2 separate regions of the Mus musculus genome follow, and region 1 is linked to region 2. The links are chromatin loops, found by intact Hi-C in ENCODE. Cell type or tissue: heart. All regions are shown on one strand. Links, peaks and the distances in the headings refer to the core of each region. The heading gives the core; the rest is flanking DNA.

Region 1 (8,629 bases), core at 368-8,367, 84 kb before region 2:
GGAGATTGAGACCTCTGCTCTGTGTTTCCAGGGCCCTATATATCGTATAGGAAATACAAGGTATATATAGTTTAAGGAGAAGATCACTAAATACGAGCTAAGTGAGACTGTAGAGCAGACTTAGTCATTAAAGTGCTTACCATACAAGCATGAGGACCTGGGTTCAAACCCCCTAGAACTCTTGTAAAAATAAACAAACAAAAAACAGACATAAGGTACACAGCTGTAACCCCAATGCTGAGTAGGTGAACACAGTAGGATCCCTGGGTCAGCCAGCTCAGCTTACTTGGTGATGTCTAGGCCTTGTCTAGAAAAATAGAGGCAACAGCCAAAGTTGACAATCACATACACACACAAACACATAGAACAGGTCACCCATACACAGACATGACCCACCCCCTCCACAGACACTCATAAAAAGAATTTTTTTCAATTAGCTAAGCATTTCCAGTCATCTTCACTCTGAGTCTTGACAAAGCAACATAGGGAAGGACATACTGACCTTGCTGGCTGGAACCTTTGGCTCCAGTCAGATTGGTGAGGCTGCTGAAGGCTGTCAGTGAACACCCTGCAATCAGGACTTGGCACAGAGGCTGTGAGTATGAGATTTGTCTCTGACCCTCTGTGAGCCAGTGCCAGATATTAATGAGTCATCTCCTGGGTCCATGCTCAGTATCTGTGGTGAGCATTCCTAGCATTCAACTTTGGTTTCATTCCAGTTATTTCAGACAAGTCCCACTTTGCATGATAGATGTACTCTTTGCTTTCATGAGCTTCAGGTGCGTGGGAAGGAAACCACAGCAAAGAAATCCAGCAGGAAGTTCCTTTCAGAAAGATCCATGTACCACCTTGGATGATGGCTTCTGAAAGCCTGAATCCCTAAGTGTTCTGAGTTCATCCGCTTACTGTTTGCCAAGTCGCTGAAGGGCAGTAACTTGGCAGGTGTTATTTTACAAGTGTAGTTTTACATTTGGCTGTCTCTAGATGAATGAGTCTTTAATTTTCACTGGGCAAGGTCATCATCAGAAAGGTGGATTCTGCATCTGACACTGCTCATTTGGGAAACAACACTGAGAAATGTGCAGTTTCCCTCCTCCTGCAGAGTGTTCTTGCTTGGAGGCAGATCAGGAAGGGAACCGGTTGATTTAGCTATTTGGGTAAAGATACTGCCCATCATTTAAGGGAAATGAGTAAAAGACAAATGTGTAGCCATAAATAGAATGCCTTGACCTGCATAGCTTAGGGATTGATCCTGCTTGGGGCTACAAGGGACTGAAGGAAGGTTAGACACGGACCTATATAGAGAAACTCTGGGATTGGGTGTGCCATGCAACTGATGGGGATGTACCAGTAATCCAGAAACTCAGTCCAATTACCAGAGCTAAAAGGCAGGTTTACTGCATGCAGCAGGGAAGGGGAGAAATGTAGCTAATCTCAGTAAGAGGTCTCTTAGGGGGGCAGTTCCAAGTTACAGTCACTTGGGAGGAGAAAGCTGTAGTTGATAGTTTCTGCGTTCACTGGTTTTAGATAAAAATCAGTCATTCATAACATCTAAATTGGGACAAGAGGAAAACGTTGTTATTCCCTCTGATCCTGACCCAGGGAAGGAAGGCCTTACTAGTCCCATGGGTCTGAGACACTGGGTTCTTGACATGGCCATGCTCATGTTAGCAAAACACATTTATTTACTCAGGACTTCATTGGCTCCCAACATTAGAAACTTTTATAGTTTTTTTTTAACCTTCTGGGTCTACGAATAGATTGAGAAAGAAAGGCATTCTAAATGCCATTAAACTATTTAATATAATTATACACATAATGCTATATATTAATATGTAAATAGATGTACTTATATATGTAGACACACTGTATATATGTATATATATATATATATATATATATGCATACATATATATGGAGAGAGAGAGAATGCAATCCAAAATGGTCTTGAACTCAAAATAATCATTTCTCATCTCCACAAATGCTAGAATTATGGGTGTGTACCACTACATTCAACTACTTACAATATTTATTAATTTTAAAGTAATAGCATTTATTGAACACTTATGAATTTGTCATACTAGGTGTATTTCAAAGAAGGCCTGCTTTATTACCTCTGTTTTGTGTGTACATGTGTGCTGGTGCATAAGTATGTGTGCACATCTGTGTGTGTCTGTGTGTGTATGTGTGTGTATGTGTGTATATCTGTGTATGTTTGTGTTTGTCTGTGTGTGTCTGTGTGTGTTTGTATATGTGTGTGTATCTGTGTGTTAAGGCTAGAAAACAAACTCACATGTCTTTCCTTAGATGCCATCTACCTTTACTGTTGAGACCATCTCATACTGGGATCTGGAGCTTGCTAACAAGGAAAGGTTGTTTGGTGGGTGAGTCCCAGAGATCCCTCTGTTTCCAGATTCCCAGTCTTGTGAATATAATTGTACACTCCACATTCAACATTTTACGTGGGTTTGGAAGACCAATCTCCAGTCTTCAGGCATACAAGACAATCACTTTGCCAATTGAGCTCTCCTTGCCTCTGTACCCCCCCTCTCCACCCCCTCCCCCATCCATGTTGCTTCCGTTTTACAGATAATGAAAGTTAAAGCTATGGGATGGAAAGTGGAAGCTGTGAAACTACCTGACCAAGGAAAGCCACGCACTAAATATGACAGAACCAAAGTCAGAACTGAAACTGAGAACTGCCTGGTGCCAAGGACAAACTGCCTATTCCTATTCACATTTTCTCTCTTGTGTAGAAGACCAGCAGAAGGATGTCTGCAGTTGCTACAGAGCTTTTCCTAAAGCCCAGATCCTCTGACCCTGGTTCTCAAGCTGAGCATTAGATGTGTCCAGCCTTGATACCACATGGCTTGAGCATTTGAAACATGTCTAATTTTGTATGTTTTAATAGGAATTATTTTATTGTGTGTCCAAACAATGAATTTCTGCAGATTTTTCTTTGTGTCCATACAGTTACAACTTATAACAAGTCTCTCTCTCTCTCTCTCTCTCTCTCTCTCTCTCTCTCTCTGTGTGTGTGTGTGTGTGTGTGTGTGTGTGTTAATCAGCTATCCTAACTGCCATCTGAGCAGCAGTACTAAGAGGAATGGCAGGGTTTTGACAAGACAGAAGGGTAGATTCTCTCCCTTCCCCTCCCAACCACCTTTCTAAAATATTGAGATTCATGGCTTTGAATTAAAGAATTATATCATATCAAATCAAGGTGTCATTTGAATGTGAAATACCCTCTGTAGACTCCTATGTTTGAACACTTGATCCTTACCTGATGGTCCAAAGGTTTCTGGTTGTGGCTCCATAGGAGGTATAGCATTCCTAAAGGTATTGAGTCACTGGAGGCAGGCCTTGAGATTTTATGTCTCAGCCTCACATCTTCCTGTCAGTTTAATATAATCACATACCTTACTCCCCTACCCAGTCTTCCCTGCCATGATGGACTGATTTCTTTCTTAAACTGTGAGCCAGAATAAATCATTCTATCCTGCTGTTTCCTGTCAGGTGTTTGGTTACAGCAATGAGATAAACAACTAATACAGCCAGTTAGAGCAGAGGTGTAGTATGGTGCACTGTCTAGTCAAAGTCTTGGTTCTATATATGGAACCAGGTAGTCAATTGTCTGAGAATAGTCTGAAGAGATGGGCCCAGGGAAGGATAGCTTTGGTATAAGCAAAATCCAGGAGAGAGCTGAGGCAGGAGATCTCACTGTCTAACTCAGACATGATAAGGTCAAACAGTGCACTTTGAGTTGAAGTAACGTAAATTTAGGAAGGGAACGGTTTTCTATGAAAAATAATGTTTGTCTTTGTTTTGGTGAATCTTTGCTGTCAGCCTGACTGAATTTTGGGTCACCTGAAAAACAGAACCCTGAGTGTTTCTGTGCCTATGTTTCCAGAGAAGCCGAAAGGAGGAGGGAACAAGCCCTGAATGTGAGTAACACAGCATGAGCTGGAGTTGAATGAATAGGAGGAAGCTAGCTGGGAACCAGCATTCTTCTCTCTTGTATGGATGCAGTGTGGCAGCTGTCTCAGGATCCTGCTGCTGTGCCCTCTCCACCATGATGGACCACACTCTCAAACTCTGAGCCAAAACCCAACCCTTTCTACCTTACACTACTTTTGGTCATAGCAATGGGCAATAGTTACAAACCTTCAGGATATAAAAGGAAGAGGGTCTAAGGTAAGGAGCCTGAAGATGAATCATGTTAATATGTCCTTTAGATCCTCCCCTTGGTCAAGGCTCCTAGTAAAAGCATCATCATCAGACTACATCTATTCCTGGGAGAATTTAAAGCACTTCATTCCCAGGGACAGCAGTAGGCCTCTAGGATGAACTCTGGACTCAACTGCCCTCCTGATGAGCAAGGTGGGAGCACCCCCAGTTATGTTCCACAGCTCTGCCTCCATTTCCAATTCAGCCTATGTTCACACTGCTCAGTACTTAACCTAGAAGGGTAGCAGGCACTTGAGAAAAAGGAATAGGTGACAAGGGTCACAATGTTTGAAAATTGTCCTGATTATGGCTTGATGGGAGTCGGGGTAGCATGAGCTGGGGACCCAGTGTACCCTTGCTTACTTACTAGCATTGGGTAACCATGGCAATCACAGCCTTTGGTCTGAAGGAAAAGGCTTTGTGAGGACAGGGTACAGAAGGGCATGTTTTATCAAGGGAATGGCTTTTTTTAGGATATGGAGGGAAATTATATAACAAGAGAGTTGTGACTCTCAGAGAGTGGGGTGGCAGCCTGCACGCTCTCTCTCCTCTCCTCTCAGACTCCAGTGAGCCTTTTCAGCAGAGTCCAGCAGAGAATGCTCCAGACTCAGAAGAACTTGCTGCAGTTGCTATTGAAGACAGCAGACCCTCCTTGGAGTCTACCTGCTGTTCCAGGCTCGGAAGTGTAAAACAAGATTAATAAAACCCTAATCTCAAGAAAGATAATTATAAACACACACACATATACATACACACACACTTGTTTTGGTCCTTTTTGTTTTTTTGTTTCCTAAGAAGATAAAGCAAATAAACAGCGATTAAAAATATGATTGTGATGGATATCAGTATCTTATGAAAGTAAATAGTATGCTTGCTTTTCTTAAAAGATTTTATTTTTAGTACTCCAGGATGACACTCACTATCTAGCTGAGGATGACTTTGAACTTCTGATCCTCCTGCCTTTACCTCCTTCATGCTGGGATCACAGGTATTTGCCACTATGTGACGTTTACGAAGTGCTGCGGATGAGCCCAGGACTTCATGCACAAGAGGCACTCTACCAAATGAGCAACATCCCTAGCCCAAGCGTTTGCTTCTGTAAAGGTAACTGGTGCTATTGTTGATGCCCTGCTTACATAACAAGCACTGGTTAGTCGGCTGCTAACTTTGAGTTACTGACTTGGGCTGCTGCTGCTGCTGACTTTCACCACAGTGCAATGGAATATGGACCACATATGTGTGCTAAAGCAGAAACCAAACAACAGCTCCTTGGTAATGTCTGAGAATGGGTGAAGAATAACATTGCCAAACCCTGCTGAGGATAATGGCAAGATCAGGTTGATCCCTGACACCTTATTGGCTGCACTGATTTCTAAACCCCATTAAAAATCTGATGGATGTAGGGCATCGAGAAATGATAAAATATGTCGCTCTAGGGGGCTGGAGAGATGGCTCAGCGGTTAAGAGCACTGACTGCTCTTCCGAAGGTTCTGAGTTCAAATCCCAGCAACCACATGGTGGCTTACAACCATCCTTAATGACATCTGACTCCCTCCCCTGGTGTGTCTGAAGACAATGACAGTGTACTTACATATAAAATAAATAATAAAATCTAAAAAAAAAATATGTCGCTCTAATAATTGGTACAAGAGGAAATGCAAAGAGCAAACATTGGGAAATAACTTCTGCCTTCACATGCAGAAACAGAAACACATACTAAAGCAAAGTGGAGGAGCTATTTTATCTGAATTAGCAAAAAAACATAGTATCAAAAAGTCACTGAGAACGGCGTTATTGCTGTATTATTGCTGGCATTATATTATCACTGCCGGGATCCATCTCAACCCTTTTGGGAAAAGCAACTAATGTGACAAACAACAGACAGAGAAACCCAGAGGCTCCATTCTAGAGCCTCTCTCCTGAGAAAATAATTCATAACGCACAAGCATGTAGCCAGGTTTTGTATTGCTTCGCATTATGAATTATTATGAATGTATGAATGAAGAAACAGCAAGATGCAGTCTGCCTGTGGCAATGTATTGCAAAATGTATAGTGTTGGACATTGTACAACAGATTAACATGTGATCACTAAGAAAAGTGAGTGACAAGGAGAAACACGTGATTGAGAATTATAACTGTTAAAATAATACTATGGCTGCCACTATGGAAATCTGAACACAGAGAGGAAGCAAATATGGAGGTAGTTTTGTGGGGAAGATCAGCTTGATTTCCCTGCAATGTATGACCATCATTATGTCTCTGTTTTAATGAAAGAGGATTCACAAATGCAACCTTAAGGTCTCCACCAGATACAATGTGGAGACGCATCCGCTCATAAATTTCAGACATAAATAGTCCCAGGAGTGATGGCTGCACTTCAGGGGATGGGAAATGGCTTTTAAGCCAAGATCTATAACAAGCATGGGGAGTGGTTTCAGGTGGGCTGGAGTAGAAACTGCACACAGAGAAAAGCCATCATTCCTTCCAGGAACCGCATTAGCAGGTCTCTATCACTCAGAGCATCAGACGGCCTCGGGCTTCCCAGAACCACAACATTCGGGTGGAAAAGCATGGAAAACCAAACTAACAGAGCCTGGCTGAAAGGTTTTTAATTAGATTAGAAGGGTCCAGAGTGATCTGGTTTGTGCTTGAAACCTATTCTTTGCCCATTTATTTTCTCACTCAAATACTACCGGTCTTTGTATCTCTGGATTACGTTCAGCCTGGTTTAATTTAACTTGATATTATTTTATTACCTTATTTTATATCATATAAAATGTTGTCCTCTATAAAACTTACAAATGACTTCCTAGGTGTCTGGGAAGGAAGCTGACAGCTCATGTTGCTTATGCTTACCCACATATACCACATATATACTACACAAGTCTTTTTGTTCAAGTTAAGAAAGACAATATATCGGAAAGAGAAGGGAAGCTGGCCCAACTCTTAGGTTGATCCCAAGACTTTCTGAAAGGCAAGAACAGCTGCCTCTAGGACAAGTCAGCCTGGCTTTGTAGAGCTCCAGTGTGCTTGTAAGGACCTCCTACTATGACTCCACATTGCCACAACATACCGAACCTAAATTCTGCTATTTTCTGAAACAGTGGATATTGAAGCCCTCTGGTAGCATTTTATAAGACTTCTGTTCTGGAGAGAGGTTTTCCCAAGTGTTTTTCCCCACCTCCTCTGAGAACCTCAGTTGTTCTGGGTTAATACTCCAAGCCTCCTGCAGGGCTGGTGCCTGGGAGCACAGGTGTGAGGGTCTTGGTAAAGGAAGCCTGCTGTCTCTGAGCTCTGGTATGTTCCTCAACCTGGACCTTTTTCTTTCCAGAGTTTTTCTTTTTCTCCAGTTTCCTTCCTTTTTTGTATTTATTGGCTTATTTTTTTCATACAGTATACTGTGATCATATTTTTCCTTCACTCCTAACTCCTCCCAGGTCCCCCAACCTCCCTATCCATTTAAATTTCTCTCTCTCTCTCTCTCTCTCTCTCTCTCTCTCTCTCTTTCTCTCTCTCTCTCTCTCTCTCTCTCCCTCTCTCCCTCTCTCCCTCTCTCTCCCTCCCTCTCCCTCTCTCTCTCCCTCCCTCCCTCTCTCTCCCTCCCTCCCTCTCTCTCTCCCTCCCTTCCTCTCTCTCCCTCTCTCTCTCTCTCCCTCCCTCCCAAGGAAAGAAAAGAAAAAGGAATGAAAGCAAATAACCAAAGTCAAAAGACAAAAATACCAAAACAAAAGCACACAAAAATCATGGAGTCTATTTTATGTTGGCCAGAGCCACTCCTGAGCAGTATGGCTGACTGACTTTCCTGCTCCCAGCATGTATTGTATTGTAGAGAGCTTCTTGGTAGAGGATTGGTCTTTATACCCACTTCCCCTTTCTTTGCTGGGATTTTTTTCTGGCTTTTGCTGTTTTTAGCCATATAATGGGCACAAAACACACAGGAGTGAACTCATTAGAGGTAATGAAAAATATATTAGAATTGGACTTTAAAATTTCTAATCCTTTCTTCTATACTTTGTCTTCTGACAATCATGTGGAAATCTAGGGAGTTAGAATTCAAAGTATCAGTACTTGGCCTGGGCATGATTCTTCCCACAGAAAAATTGCCTTACTTTGAGGAAGGGCTACTGTAGCATAGTTTCAAAAATGCAAAGATGCAAGGCTTTTTACCTGACACCTTTAATCCCAGGCTGAGACAACAGAAATTACTGTGGGTTAAATACAGTAAGTTCCAGCACAGATAGGCAACTGAGTGAGACTTTGTCTTTAAAAACAATCAGGCAAACAACAACAAAAGCTTAAAAATAAAAATGTATCAGAAGTACAAGACGACCCTTATCCTCATATAGTGAGTTTGAGGCCAATGGGGACTATATGAGACCTGTCTCAAGAAAACTAAAACAA
Region 2 (8,629 bases), core at 112-8,111:
CAGATTAGATAGATTACATTCTCATCAAAACAGCATCTTTAGCCTACTTTATTCTAATGTTATTCCCTGAATGTCATGATGTGTATCTGTGTGTCTGTCTTCCCTTAGGCTTTATGTACCTTGAGAACAGCCAGTCCTCTTGCTGTTGTTTGAGAGCTGATCTCCAGTGCTTAGATGCAGAACAGGTGGCAGGACAGATAAAGAAATGCAGATAGTATGACCTAAGGTCAACAGGTTGCTCCAGGAATGTTCCAATGAGGATAGCTGGGAAAGGTATTGATATCATCCTAGAGTTAAGCTGGCAATACTGTCAAACATCTTTAAGGGGGTTAGACTTCAACTTATTGTGGTTAGGAATAGAAATAGATGGAAATGTACCTTGGGGGCTTATTGGAGATTGGGGAGAGATTTACATATGAAGATGTTTATTGGAGCATTATTTTCACCTGTGAGATTGAAGAGTGTTCAGAAGAAATAGTGATTTACTTGCTTCTTGGGTTTGAGGAAGGGGATCTAAGATGCCTTTAGATATCAAAACGTTTATGGTCCCTTCCAAAAACAAGAAAGAAAGAAAAAGAAAAAAAAAAAAAAGAAAAACGAAAGCACTGTATGAGCTAATTTTCTTCTTGATTTGACATGATAACTGACAAAGTCAACTTAAGAAATGTTCTATTTTGTGTTAAGTCTTAAGATACATAGTGGGCAGACCATAGCAGCAGGAGTCTCGGGCAGCTGGTCACATCTACCACAGATGGGAAGCAGCAAAGAAAGCTGACCCTCAGGATGCTTTCTTATTCAGTCCAACACCCCAGCCTATGCAATGCTGCTTCTCACATTCAGGTTTTTGTCTCTCCTCCTCAGTTAAGCATCCGTGGAAGCACCCTTGCTGACAAACCCAGAGATGTGTTTCCATGGAGATTTTAAAATCTCTACATGTTGACAATAAAAATTAATCATCACAGACATAGCACAATAAACATGAAAAGACGTTCAACTTTAACCAGCCAGTGGGAAAATGCAAATTAAGTCTACATTGAGATTACCTTTCACCACAGTTAAAATGGCAACCATTAAGAAAACTGATAATAACAAAGGTTGGTGAGGATGCAGAGAAAAGAGAACCCATATACACTGCTGGTAGAAGGGTAAATCAGTCTAGACATTATGGAGGTCAGTATGGGAGATCCTCAAAAAAATTAAACTAGGTCTACCCTGTGACCCAGTGGTCCTACTATGTATCTATCAAAGGACTCAAAGTCAGCATGTCACAGAGGTACTGGCATATCCATGCTATTGCCTGCTATTCAGAACAGGTAGCTTGTGGACTCAACCCAGCCACTGATAGAGGGTTGGATAATGAAAACAAGGCATATCGATATAATGGAATTTTATTCAGCCACAAAGAAGAATGAAATCATCTTATTTTTGCAAGAAGTTGAATGGAATTGGAGATTATCATGTCAAATGAATTAAATTAGATGCTTAAAGATACAACTACATGTTTTGTCTCAGTGGATCCTAGCTATTATGAACACTCACAAAATCATAGATACGTGTATGACAGGAAAGTAGAAGTGAAGTGGTCTGAGAGAAGGAGACTCAACAGGAAGAGAAAAATAAAGGTCATGCACATGTGGGTAACGTGGTCCTAGGACACTAAATTTGTATGAAAACACGTGGGTAACGTGGTCAAAGGACACTATCAATGTGTGTGAAAGTATCTATGAAATTCAGTACTGTCCACCAATGAATATACACACATACATATATGTGAAATTCAGTACTGTCCACCAATGAATATACACACATACATATATGCACACACACACACCAGTGATTAAAAAGAGAAATAGGGGCCAGTGAGATGGTTCAACTGGTAAAAGACACTTGCTGCCAAGCCTAGTGACCTGAGTTTGATTCCTAGAATCCATACAGTGAAAGGAGAGAACCTTAAGCAGTCTTGTGACTGTCACACATGTGCATACACATGCACTCGCACACACACTGATTTATTGTAATAAAATTTTCTTTTACAGGGACATGGTATTAACATCTATCCTACTTAGGTTTTATTGTTAACTTATACAATCAAGAGTCACCTGGGAAAAGGGAGTCTCAATTAAGGAGTTGTCTAGATCACATTGGCCTGTGGCCATGTCTGTGGGAGATTGTCTTGACTATTGATTGATGTGGGAGGGCCCAGTCTACTGTGAGAGGTGCCACCCCTGAGAAAGTGGTCCTGGTTGTATGAGAAAGTAGGCTGGGCATGAGCTAGAGGGAGCAAGGCATTAAACAGTGTTTCTCCATGAACTCTTCCAATTCCTGCTGGATTTCCTGCCCTGACTTCCCCAGTGATAGATAGTGACCTGGAAGTGTAAAATTAAAACAAAACAAAACAACAACAACAAAAAAAACAGAACAAAATAACAAAAAACAACTTTTTTCCTGTCCAAATCCTTTTGCTCAGAGTGATTTATCCCAGCAGCAGAGAAACTCACTAAAGCAGCATGTAACCTCTGCACATCTTCTGTGTATTTAAATCTCAAAGTGACTGAGAGCAGCCAATTTAGCATGCATGCCTTGTTTCCATACTGCTGTATTGCTTATGCAATCAGCAAAGGAATATAATTCAGGACAGACACGATTGTTTCTTCAAATATTCTTAGCCTAGCTTGATTGGTTCCACAGAAGGGAACACAAGTCTATGAAGGGCAGGCTGGACTCACAGTGATATGGAATAGCGGCCATTTACTGAGAAATTATCAGATCAGGATTATGTGAGTAAGATGCCAGGTACTGTGAATATATTTTGAAGTAGATTTTTTTAAAATTCAAAATAAGATAAGGTAACCTTGACCAAATAAAATTAATATCCTATACCATTCATTCATTCATTTATTTAATTCAGTTTTTGAGATAGGCTGTCACTGTGTAGCCCAGGCTAACTTGGAACTTATTTTTGAAAACTCATTTTGATGTGTATGTATATATGTATGCATGCATCATGTGTGTATGTATATATGTATGTATGTATGTATGTATGTGTATATCTGTGTTTGTATATACCCAAGTAAATGTGTCTGTGTACCTGTGTGTGCACATATGTAAAGGCCAGAGGTCAACATCAGGTAAAGTTCTTAAGTACTCTTTATTGTTTAATTTTTATCTTATGTGTATGTGTGTGTGTGTGTCTTCAAGTCTGTACATGAAACACATGATGTGTATAGGGATCCTTAGAGACCAGTATTGAGTATCAGATCCCATGGAACTGGTGTTATAGATGGTTGTGAGCCATCTGATGTGAGTGCAAGTAATAGCAGGTTCTCCGCAAGAGCAGCAAGCTCTCTTGACAGCAGAGACATTGCTTCAGCTCTTTGACCATCTATCTATCTATCTATCTATCTATCTATCTATCTATCTATCTATCTATTTCTTTATCTATGCATCATCTAAACCTAGAGCTTTCCAATTGGCTAGACCAGACATTTTCCTTCCTTAGTGAGACCTCTCTGGAAATATCCTCACAGACAAAGAGGAGCCCCAAGGACCCTCCTGTCCCAGTCCTGGGATTATGATAATGCTGGCCTCTGCCCTTATATCTTCCTCTTCCTCCTTTCCATCGCCTCCTATTCCTCTTCCTCCTGCTCCTTTTATTTTTATTTAATGTGGACACAAGGTTCTCATGCTTTCATAACACTCATTTTATCTCCTCAGCTCTGGCCTTAAACCCTTGGTCTTTCTCTGCATCACTGTGAAAATTGTCCCTGGATTATAAAACAATACCAAAGATCTCTTTTTCCTTCTGAGTGTGGACGGCCATAGGTCCTTCTGTACAGCAAGGGTCACAGTCTTCTAGATATAAGTCATTTTGGGTGCCTGGGCTGTGCATGAGGCAATGTCTTCCCTCCGTCCCCAAAGGTCTATGTGTGCAACCCTGTTGGAGAACTTTCACAAACATTTAACCCTGACCTTTACAGATCCACATTAAACAAACTGCTGTGCCCAGCCTTCTTTCTTGCTATTGTTGCCAGAGTCTGAGGTTTCCTCTGGAATCTAATGGAGTCTCACTCATTTCCTGTCCGGGGAGCTTTGGCATCCAGGGTGCAGACCCCTGGAGGCTGTAGAAGCTCTCAGCCCAGGGTCTGCTCTTCTTCTGGGTCTTTTACCCTATGTCAAGATCTCAGGCCCCTCCTGCCCAGTGACCCGAGTCACAAGAACCAATGTCTCTGGTTGGTGGCCATCTGGCCCTGTACCAGCCCTATGGATGGTTTGGCTTCCATTCCTCTCCAGTCCCCACACCCCTCCCTTCTCTGTGGCCCAGGAGGAAACATTTAGCTCCCAGCTGCTTGCAGCCTGGACTGGCTCTTCCAGCCCCTGCTCCGTGTTCTGGGTTCACTTGGAATGGCTCTGCTTTCCATTCCCAGGCCCTGTCCATGTGTTCTGTTTAAGACGGTGGCCCGCTGCCACGTTCTCTTTTGCTACATTTGAAATTATTTTAATTTGAAGTTGATGCAGTGCAGCTAATTCATTTCATTCTGCCAGCCACACAGTGTTCTCTCTCTCTCTCTCTCTCTCTCTCTCTCTCTCTCTCTCTGTGTGTGTGTGTGTGTGTGTGTATGTGTGTGTATCTCTGTGTGTTTATGTCTCTCTGTGTGTGTCTGTGTGTTGAAAGGAAAATTCCTTTCACATGGCCTTTGTCCCCAGAAATCTGAATATCTCTTTGTCTTGGCACTTCTCCCAGTAACACCATTTCATGCCCTTTTCTTTTGGCCTATTCTTAGGATATCAGGGTGGGGGCAGGGGAGTCTGGGTCTCTTATAATTCTGTTTCTCACATTGGCTACAAGAAGAAGGACCAGCCGCCCCCCCCCCCGCCCCCCCCCCCTGCCTTGGGCAGTCCATCCAGTCTTCCCTGGTAAGCACTCAGCTTTCCTTAGTCCCTTCTTCTGCTCCTTTTAGCCACTTTCCCCTAACTATAGGCAGCTGAGATCCCTGGAGAGCAAGCATCTCACCTTCAGGGTCAGCTCTTTGCAATGTGAGGTAGGGGGATAGAATTAGTTAACTCAGCAAGCATGCTGGCTTATGGGTATTCGTCATTCTGCATCATAGTCATTTTAGACACTAACCCTATCATTTTAATGTTTTGTTATTAAAAACTGTAATATTTTAACCCAGGAGAGTTAGTTATTTGAGAACTTTTATCCAAGATACTAGGGAAGGTCTGAGGCGACAGTAAAGTGCTTGCTCTGCAGACAGAAGTTGAGTTCAATCCATAGCAGCCAAATGTGAATAAAAAGCTGGATATGGTAGTGTGTGCTTGTGATCCCAGCACTAGAGAGAGACAAGAAGATCCTTCACACTCTTAGGCCAGTCAGTCTAGTCTAATCAGCAATTCTCACAAAGATTGTCTCAAAAAAAAAGCAAGGCATACAATACAGCACCCGAGGGGTCTTCTGGATCCTCCAAATCTGTCTGCTTCCATCCTGCCATGTGCACACACAAATATGAATGCACATAAAAGTTAGTAGGAAAACTTTTTTTTTTGGTCCTTTCCTTTGTCAGGGCAGCTTGCCTTTACATTTCTCTCACGCATGATGCCACCAGACCCAAGCAACAGTTCCTATGAGCTTGACCCTGATCCTGTCTCCTGGGTAGAATGTATTCTTGCTCTGTTGACCACAGACCCTTTTCTGGTAACACTGATGCTCATCTGAACAGTCTGGAAGATCAAATGAAAACTTAACTGTGGCTGTGGCTTTAATTTCTGAGATAGGGGCTCGAGCACACATTTCTTCCTTGTTCTTTGATTTTAACTGAGGTTTCCCTGAATCTTTGCTCTGGGTAGGGAGAAGCAGCAGAGGGAGCATGAAGGGCTGGGATTCCTTTCTGTGTTGTTTTTATGGATGACCCATTAGCTAACTTTTTTCCCTGACTCGTCCTTAGCTACAGAGTCCTCAAGGTCTCCCATGGTGTTCCCAGTAATTTCCTGGGAATCTCAAACAAGACTGTTGACTTTGTTTATGGTAAAGATGTCCTGATGTTCCAGCTAGGGGTCCTCATCAGGGTTCCTTCTCTCTGCTAAAGAATTCTGTTAAAAAAATTAAAAGGCAATAAAAATCTTGAGCACAACAGGTTACAGCCAGGGATATCATGAACACAGCAAACAGGAACACACAGAATCAGCAGCTGAAGAGAGGGTTTCATCAAGAGTGAGAAAACACACGCATGCAGCAGACACACACAGCACACGTGCGTGCACGAGTACACACACACAGACACACACACAGATACAAACACACACACACACACACACACACACAGAGAGAGAGAGAGAGAGAGAGAGAGAGAGAGAGAGAGAGAGAGAGAGGAGACTGCAAGAAGTAAAGGGGGACACAGGAAGCCAAAGCCCAGCTTCTCTCCTTGAGAACTGGGAGTTTTTTAAAGTCTCTAAAGAGTTTTCTTCCCTAATTTAGGGTTGGTCAGTTTAAAGAAGGACAGGATGGTTGATTAGCCCACAAGAGTTCTGTAAACACGTCCAGACCTGACCTTTAACTTGCTAATCCAACCCACCATCTGTGGAACAAGTAGACAAAAAACTGGGTAGGTTGAGCAGATTAAGAAACCCTGGTAGTTCTCATAATTGAGAATGGTAGGCATTCGAATTTGCTTCCAACCGCAACACCCAACATAAGGACTAGTCATGTAGCATAGAGCCTAGAGTTCTCCGTGCTAATGAGATACCTAGATAACCCACCCAAGAGTTTAGCCAAATAGCTTCCCTTTTCGGACATTCCTTCCTACAAAAGATATTTAATCTCTGGCCCACCCTGAGTAAGCTGTATGCACCATTTTCATCATGAATAAACAGTTTAGACAATCAAGACCTGTCTTTCTCATTTAGAATTGCCGGGGGTGGGGGGGGGGAGCCTTTGTTACTGCCTAAGTCTCCCACAGAAGATCCCTCGGACACTCAGCCCTGAACTAAGCTGGATTCCCCACCACAACCACCCCTGCCCCGGGCTCATCGCTGGCATGCAGAGGTCCGTTCCTAACTCCTCATGGTTCCCAGCCGTGTCCCGGGAGTTTGGAACCCCCTCAGCCTGTTCTGTTTCTCACCTGGGCTGAGGCTCCCCTCTTAGGCTGCCTTCCACCTTTCCTGAGCAGGTGCTGGCGCTCCGGGGGCCTGACAGCACCTTGGTGGAGAGGATGGAGTGTAGCCTAGTACCCTTGCATTTCCGCTGCCCCAGTGGTGTTCACACACACCAGCCAGTGGCGAGGTGGAACACTGAACCACAACCAACAGGGACCCTACCGTCAGGAGAAATAGCCTTCAAGGACTGTGGAGGATAAGGAAGAAACCAACCATCTTGGAAGTTCACCATCTTTATTACCTAGTCATGTGCCCCTTCCCTGTCTATCTGTTTATCATGGAGTCTAACTCCTGCTCCCACACTATCTTCCTGCACCTTTATGATCTAGAGTTTTCCTTTTCAATTGTAATGCAGTCTGGTGCTACTTGGAGCTACCCTGCCATCTCACTTAGGTTCCTTAGAAATCCCCCAGAAGATAGCTCCAAAAACACACCAAAATGTTGTATATGACCAAACCTACACTCATGCCTTTGGATGAGTCTTTCCTTCTGAGTATCTTTCTCACAATCATTGTTTTACGTTTAAACTCAAATATCTTGATCGAATGCCGACTCTGCTTCACACTGGCTATTATTATTAAAGAATCTTGAGATTCTTTCCAGTATTAAAGCTGCAAATCCTAGTTTAGCTTTAGTTGAAGTCCCTGTCTTAGTTAGAGTTGCTGTTGATGTGCTAGAACACCATAACCAAAAGCAATTTGGGAAGGACAGGGCTTATTTAGCTCACATTTCTATATAGCAGTTCATTATCAAAAGCAGTGAGGGCAAGAACTCACACAGGACAGGAATCTGGAGGCAGGAGCTGATAGACCCTAGAGGCTTTCCGTGGCCTGCTTACCTACCTTCTTATAGAACCCAGGACTACCAGCCCATGGATGGCACCACCCATAATGGGCTAGACCCTCCCCCTCCAATCACTAATTTTAAAAATGCTCTACAAGCTTATGGGCAGATAGCCTGGTCTCTTTTTGTTTTTGTTTTTGTTTTTGTTGTTTTCCGAGAGAGGATTGCTTTATGTAGCTCTAGCTATCCTGGAACTTGTTCCACAGACCAGGGTAGCCTCAATCTCATAGGTATTCAACTGCTCTTAAGCACTGAGATCAAAGGTATATGCCACTACCAACTGGCCTGGCAAACCTGCATGCCAATTTTATGGAAGCATTTTCTTAATTTGAAGTTTCCTCTTCTCAGATGATTTCAGTTTGTGTAAAGTTGACATAAAACTGTGCAGCACAGTCCTTAAAAGCACAAGGGAACTCCTCAAACTGATATGGGTGGCAGTAGGGACCTGTGTCTACTGTCTCTGTAAGATCACAGAGGATCCTATCCTGAGTCCTTGATGGGGTATCTCTAAAAAGAATAGTCCTACTGTACATGCAGACTCCACAGAGGAGGTTATACCCTCCACCAACAGGACACCCTTGGAAACCTTTTTTCTGAGGAAGAGAAAGAAGCACACATGACTGATGGTGACATGAAA

Evidence for each region. Peaks named below come from ENCODE experiments on the same cell type or tissue, not always from the same donor. Only the 100,000 strongest peaks of a DNase experiment are listed, where the experiment ranks them.
Region 1: it touches region 2 in a loop (5-fold over the local background); 2 of 42 quality-filtered maps call a loop at or near these places.

Annotation. Positions count from the first base shown.
Region 1 is chr8:128,105,349-128,113,977 of GRCm38, reverse strand. No RefSeq gene overlaps it. Among named protein-coding and RNA genes, the nearest start is that of Mir21c, 170 kb to the left of the region's middle. In heart, for the core only: no CTCF peak of the experiment used is centred there; DNase peaks (open chromatin) are centred at 587 and 4,727; H3K27ac peaks cover 1,293 bases.
Region 2 is chr8:128,021,131-128,029,759 of GRCm38, reverse strand. No RefSeq gene overlaps it. Among named protein-coding and RNA genes, the nearest start is that of Gm32590, 220 kb to the right of the region's middle. In heart, for the core only: no CTCF peak of the experiment used is centred there; a DNase peak (open chromatin) is centred at 4,349; H3K27ac peaks cover 1,920 bases.